2 separate regions of the Mus musculus genome follow, and region 2 is linked to region 1. Evidence: chromatin loops called from intact Hi-C (ENCODE). Cell type or tissue: left cerebral cortex. All regions are shown on one strand. Each heading gives the region's core, and the rest is flanking DNA. Links, peaks and the distances in the headings are about the cores only.

Region 1 (2,916 bases), core at 121-2,620:
CAGAGTTGGTCATGTATTGTAACACCCATACCTAATACAATGAATACACATTCTTTTAAAGGTTGAAAGAATGTTCTGGAAGGCTTTGCATTTTTTTTATTAATTTCCATTTGATTGTCCATTATTCAATGCCTGGGGTCAAACTAAATGAAAGATACCCTAGCAGCAACCACACAGTTCTGCCTGTCATGTCTATATCCATATCAGAATTCTTCCTGCTCTCCTTTCCCCACAATGAGACCCGTTCTCCAAATACCCCAGCTCAGGGGTCGTTCTATGGGTAGCCAGGTTTGTCCTGTGAACCATGGCTGAACATTTGAACTAGCAGGGGAAATTTTCTTTGAGGGGTTTTAGAAGATGCTTTCAAGTAAGGACCCTCTTCCCGTGATCTGTGCTTGGATCTGATGGGAAGGGCTTTGGTCATTTCAACTGACAGCCATTCATTCTCTTATGAAGACCTGCCGTCTGAGCAATTCACCTTCAGCCTTCAGAAGACAGAGGAATACTTATGCTCTCCAGGACAGACTCTCCTGTAGTCCTCCTGGTATGCTCTCATATTTGAACCTTTACATTCTTACACTTATTTTGCCTTTATTAAAGTTAATATTTTTTACTTCTAGTAGTTCTTTGTATTGTCAATGCAAGTGTCTCCAGAGCCTTTAGCCCATTTTACATGGACCTGTGGCAGTACAGTTATCTCTATCTGGCATACAGTAGGTGCTTAATGTTCCCTTTTCTTTTCCTTTCTTTCTTTCTCTCTCTCTCTCTTTCTTTCTTTCTTTCTTTCTTTCTTTCTTTCTTTTTCTTCCTTCCTTTCTCCCTTTCCTCCCTCCCTCCTCCCCTTCTTTCTCTCTTTCTCTCTCTCTCTCTTTCTTTCTTTCTTTCTTTCTTTCTTTCCTTCCTTCCTTCCTTCCTTCCTTCCTTCTTTTTCTTTCCTTCTTTCTTCCCTTTTTAAGAGAAGGTTTGTCTAGGTGTCCCTGACTATTCTGGAACTCTCTCTGTTGACCAGGCTGGCCTGGAACTCAAAGACTTGCCTGCCTTTGTCCCCCAAGTTCTGGGATTAAAGGCATGTGCCACCAACCCACCTGGAAGTCCTTGGTATACTAGTTCTGTGATGCACTGGTAAATGTTTGTTTTATGAGTAATATTGACAAACATGTATGATTTTTGTCACTAATGCATTCTTATCTGAGTGATGAAAATTACCAGTAAGTTACAAAGCTCTTCGTTTGAGTTTATTATTTTAATGGGTTCTCTTTTTCTAGGTGCCTTTTAAATGACTTTTCCTCTCTGTTTTGTCGGTTCCCTGAGAGTTCTCCTTGCAGGTATGCCAGCGTCTCTGTCATGGTCTGTGGAGTGCCTTTGTGGGCGTCAGCAGTTGCACTTGCAGAGTCCAACCCCCAGGGGTCAGAGTTAACAAACTAGAAGTGGCTTGGACGAGTTGGCACCCACTCCCCAGCCCTCAGCTCTCTTTCTTGGAGGAGCAAGCAGTCTCTTCCCATCCAGGAGAGAATGTGGCTTTTCCTCTTTACCTAGTGATGTAAAAATGGCTCTGGATGGCCAAATTAGAAGGTAATGCTGAGCTTCTGGTGAGCCAGTTGTAGAGCCTTTTGTACAGGAGACTGCTCCTGGCTTGACAGTTTTGACATTATCTGTTTAAAGACCTTCCTAATCCTATAGCAAGAAAGTTCTTTGCTGATGTTCTAGCTTAGACCAAGCAGGTCCTATGTTCACAATCCTAATGTGCATTGCTATAGAACTAAATCATTCTTTTTTTTTTTTAAAAAAACTGATCAAACTCTCTTCAGAAAATCAATTTTTACAGAAGTACATTTGTATCTGATTTCAGCTCAGAATTATAGTAAAGGCCAAAATAATACATAATAAGATCTAATTATTGCTGGGGAATGGCTCAGTGGGTAAAGTGCTTACCGTGAAAACATAAAGACTGAGTTCAGGCCCAGAATAAGTGCAAGGTGGGGTAGCACATACTTGCAATTTCGGCATGGTGGGAGGCAGAGGCAGGTGTTTCCTATGGGTCTGGTGGCCAATCAGTCTAACTGAAACAGTTAACTTCGTGAGAGCCTGTCTCAAAAAAAAAAAGGTGCAGACTTTTAGATGTTAATTTCTTCCACATGTGTCACATAAGATATCTCACGCCCTTCCCTGTATTCACACAGGCGCGCACTCACATTTGTCTGTGTGTGTGTGCATATGTGTGTGTATGTGCATGTGTGTGTCCAAACACACAAATGCTTACAGTATTAAATGTCCAAATTAATATCATCTCCCACATCCTCAGAAGAACTTTCCTATTAGAAAGTTATTTCTTCAGATTGGAGTGAATATTACCTCCTTAAGGAACAAACAAATGTCTCAGAGTTTTCTATAATCCAATTGGCTTCAGTTTTACCCGGCGGAAGGACATATACAAAAGCAAAAGCCACCACTATGGTAATGGACAATCATGAAGACTAGAGGAATTCCAACTCCCAGCAATCCCTCTGTCAGCCTAGCACAGCTTCCACCATGCAGATCATTCATCTAAGCCCTCCGCAGTCTATTCTGAAGACATAACTTCCTAAAACTCTCCTTCTGAAATCTTACTGCCATTGCATTCTTCAAGATAACAAACAATGCTTGACATTATTCTCAGCCAACTCAAAGGAAGTGCCTACCTTCCCTTGTTAGAGACGTGGAGTCCTTGTGCTTACAGATAAGCACTAGGGGACCCTGGAGGGGACCCTGGAGTGATAAGCACACAGGGTTGTTCCTTCAAAGGAAGGATGCATAACCTGATATCATCCAGAAGGCTGGGAGCAGAGGTGGTGAATAGGCTGGAGATGTTGGTGCTATCTGTGTGGCCAGATCACACAGACTCCCAACCAACAGCGGCTACTGAATACTGTTAAATGG
Region 2 (2,916 bases), core at 244-2,743, 100 kb before region 1:
TCTTCTCTCTCCTCTCTTTCTTCTCTCTCTCTCTCCTTTTTCTTCTCTCTCTTCTCTGTCTCCCTCCCTCCCTCTTTCCCTCCCCATCCCCCTTTCCACCTTATTTTTCACATAACACCTAATGAGCATTTGACAAACCATATGTTTTATTTTCCTGTATTTCTGTACCCCGAGTCTATAAAAGTAGGAATTGAGCTCTGTTGTGCTCACTGCTCTAGTTGTGGTGCTAGTGCTGTGTAGGATTACTTTTAATGAATATTTGCTTAATCAACAAATCCCCAGGACGAGTTTTTAAAGTCTATAAACAGACATTATTAAGTTCAATTCAAGTCTGAGAAGACAAGAGCAAGGAAATATTTGCAGCAAAAAATGTAGCGAGCAGAAACCTAGAAGAGTAGGGAGTTCAGACCTTTCAAAAATGGCATCTAGCATTTTAAGTAGGGGACAAAATGCCCAGGCACAGACAAAAGAAGAAAAAAAAAAAAAACAAAAAACAAACGTTGTATTTTGAAACAGGAACGGAAACAACTTTATATTATTGATGCACCAGGCAGGATACCACTGAATTACCAAGAATACTATACAACAGGGTGCTGCTGTTCACCCACACTCGGGTGAAGAAACAGAAGCGACAGACTTAGGTAGCTGCAGGGTCCCCTAATTAGTAAGCAGGCAGCTTTCACACCTGGATCTGATTGGATGCAAACCCCATGTCCTTTCCTCCCCTGAGATGGCCTGCCCAAACTTGACACACTCAGACTGTACATTTGGTTTTCAGCTAAAGCCCATTTCTCCAAGCCCCAGATAACAGCAGGGTCAATTCATGCCCAGTTACACATTAAACAATTTCACAATTTCACACCACTGGCTCACAGGATGGCTACTGTCTTCTTCTCCAAATCGATCTTCCTTTTCTCCAGAAACTTCTAGAAACTACACTTCATTATTAAATTTACTAAATAAGCAAAAAGTGCCATACAAGAGAGTTCATCAAAATATAGCCAACTGGCACACAGAATCCCACTTTTTGTGAATTGAATTAATAGGATATTGACATTAAGGAGAAAATGAAAGATGACATGTTTAAATAGAAGCAGTCAGATGGTTTGTAACAAAGGTCTTATTTGGGCGGTAAAACACTCGAAGCCATCTGTGGGTCAGTGGCTCCCTGGAAGAACCTGAAGAAAATAGCTTCTAACCCTGGCTGCTTCTTCTGCCCTTAGGAGGCTTCGCCCAGATCTAGTAACTCTTCACAGTGCCAACCAGCCAGGTGAATCTAATATGAAGAGTGGTTCCAGAACTTTCTCTGGGCCCACGTCACTGGGGCAATGGTTCTGAAAGGCAGGCATGCAACAATACAATAATCGTGTCAATAGAATTGCTACACTCCAGAAACCCAAACTCCAAACTCCAATGTATACCCCAGGTTTAAGAGGAGAAAGAGTAAAAGCTTTAGGCAAGCCTAAAGCTATGATGAAGGTAATGGGAGAGAGAAATTTCCTGCTTCTAGAAAGTTACAGGTATCTGTTATTCTCCACCTGCCCAGCAGGTGTCAGCATAAGACAATGTTCCTAGGACTCTGACAGACTAATTTACTAATCACATTAGAAAGTCTCCAGTTTTAAGATGAGTATTGAAGGCAGGGTGGCAAAATTTACACATGAGCCTTTAAAGGTGTAACTTTTAAAGGGATCTATGTTCAATTCCAAGTAAGATTATAAGAGATAAAATGAGGTGACTGGAAACAAAAATCTGGCTTTTGTCTTTCCAGGAGTTCCCGGAGCTTGTCAGTGACCCAGCAGGACTCAGCAAAGCTACAATCAGTTGTGTCAGCAAACACACTGGGCACTGTTCCCTCAGACTCCAGGGACATGGGTTAAAGGTGTTGGGAGAAAGTTATAACTGCACTAAACACACACACACACACACACACACACACACACACACACACACACTTCGTTCTCTAAACATTTCTGGAGATGTTAGCGTCAAAGCCTGGGATTCTGGCGGCCCCAAAAACCTTGGTTTCAGTCACCTGTCTTCACTAGGTCAATTACACTAACAAGTAGGACTGGAAAACAGAAAAGGGAAGAACAAATAAGGAAGTCCAGTGGCTCCCAGATCCATCTGCAGGGTCTTGACATCAGGTTTGGGCTTAGAGGGCGAAGGCATGCCTAACTAAGCAGTTCTGTTCAAGGTTGACTTCATTGGCCCGTTAGTGTCTAGGCTCTATCTGCCCTGCAAGATGGTCTGACAAGTTGTCAGAACCATGGGAAATCTCTTCCTCCGGTAGCTTCAGGCTTCAGTCTTTCCCTTCCTCCAGCATACGATTTCTGGGGAAACTGCAATTTCTTGAGATCCATTATCTGGTAGCTGACAGGAGAGACATGGGTATTGCTTTATAATATCTTCTTTCCTGCCAGGATGGTTGCACAGATGACAAAAGTATAGAGTTATTTACATAGCATTCCCTGGTATGAGGTGTTGTAAATAAGCCAGAGATTTTGTTTTGTTTTAATATTTATTTATTTATTTATTTATTTAATGTATGTGAGTACACTGTAGCTGTCTTCAGACATACCAGAAAGGGGCATCAGACCCCATTACAGATGGTTGGGCAGCATCCAGTGACCATCCCCGGGGAGTGAGTATAGCAAGTGTTGTATCTGCCTTCTCTGCGACAAGCAACCACCATCTTAGAGAGATGGGCTAGGCACTCTTGCAAATGAATTGTTCTAGCTTGGGGGTGGGGCGTGTCACAGAATCCTCGCCCAGTATCCAGCGAGTATCCAGTATCCAGTATCCATCTCTCTACCACCTTTTCCTTGCTATTCTGCTTTAACTGCACGTGACCTTGAAAGGGACTATAGGATATACGGACTGGGATAGTCTAAGGGAGAGAGCGACTCTGTCTAT

Evidence for each region. Peaks named below come from ENCODE experiments on the same cell type or tissue, not always from the same donor. Only the 100,000 strongest peaks of a DNase experiment are listed, where the experiment ranks them.
Region 2: a loop joins it to region 1, with 1.9 times the contacts of the local background. A loop is called at or near these places in 22 of 42 quality-filtered maps.

What each region holds. Positions count from the first base shown.
Region 1 is chr12:32,143,207-32,146,122 of GRCm38, reverse strand. It overlaps Gm40374 (a long non-coding RNA gene), which reads right to left and starts at 2,756. Exons shown (of 3, transcript XR_872664.1): 1 at 2,679-2,756; 2 at 1,933-2,085. In left cerebral cortex, for the core only: a CTCF peak has its summit at 1,382; a DNase peak (open chromatin) is centred at 1,402.
Region 2 is chr12:32,244,674-32,247,589 of GRCm38, reverse strand. Gm33308 (a long non-coding RNA gene) reads right to left here and starts at 1,325. Exons shown (of 3, transcript XR_381433.1): 1 at 1,200-1,325. In left cerebral cortex, for the core only: a CTCF peak has its summit at 1,548 (motif pointing right); a DNase peak (open chromatin) is centred at 1,562.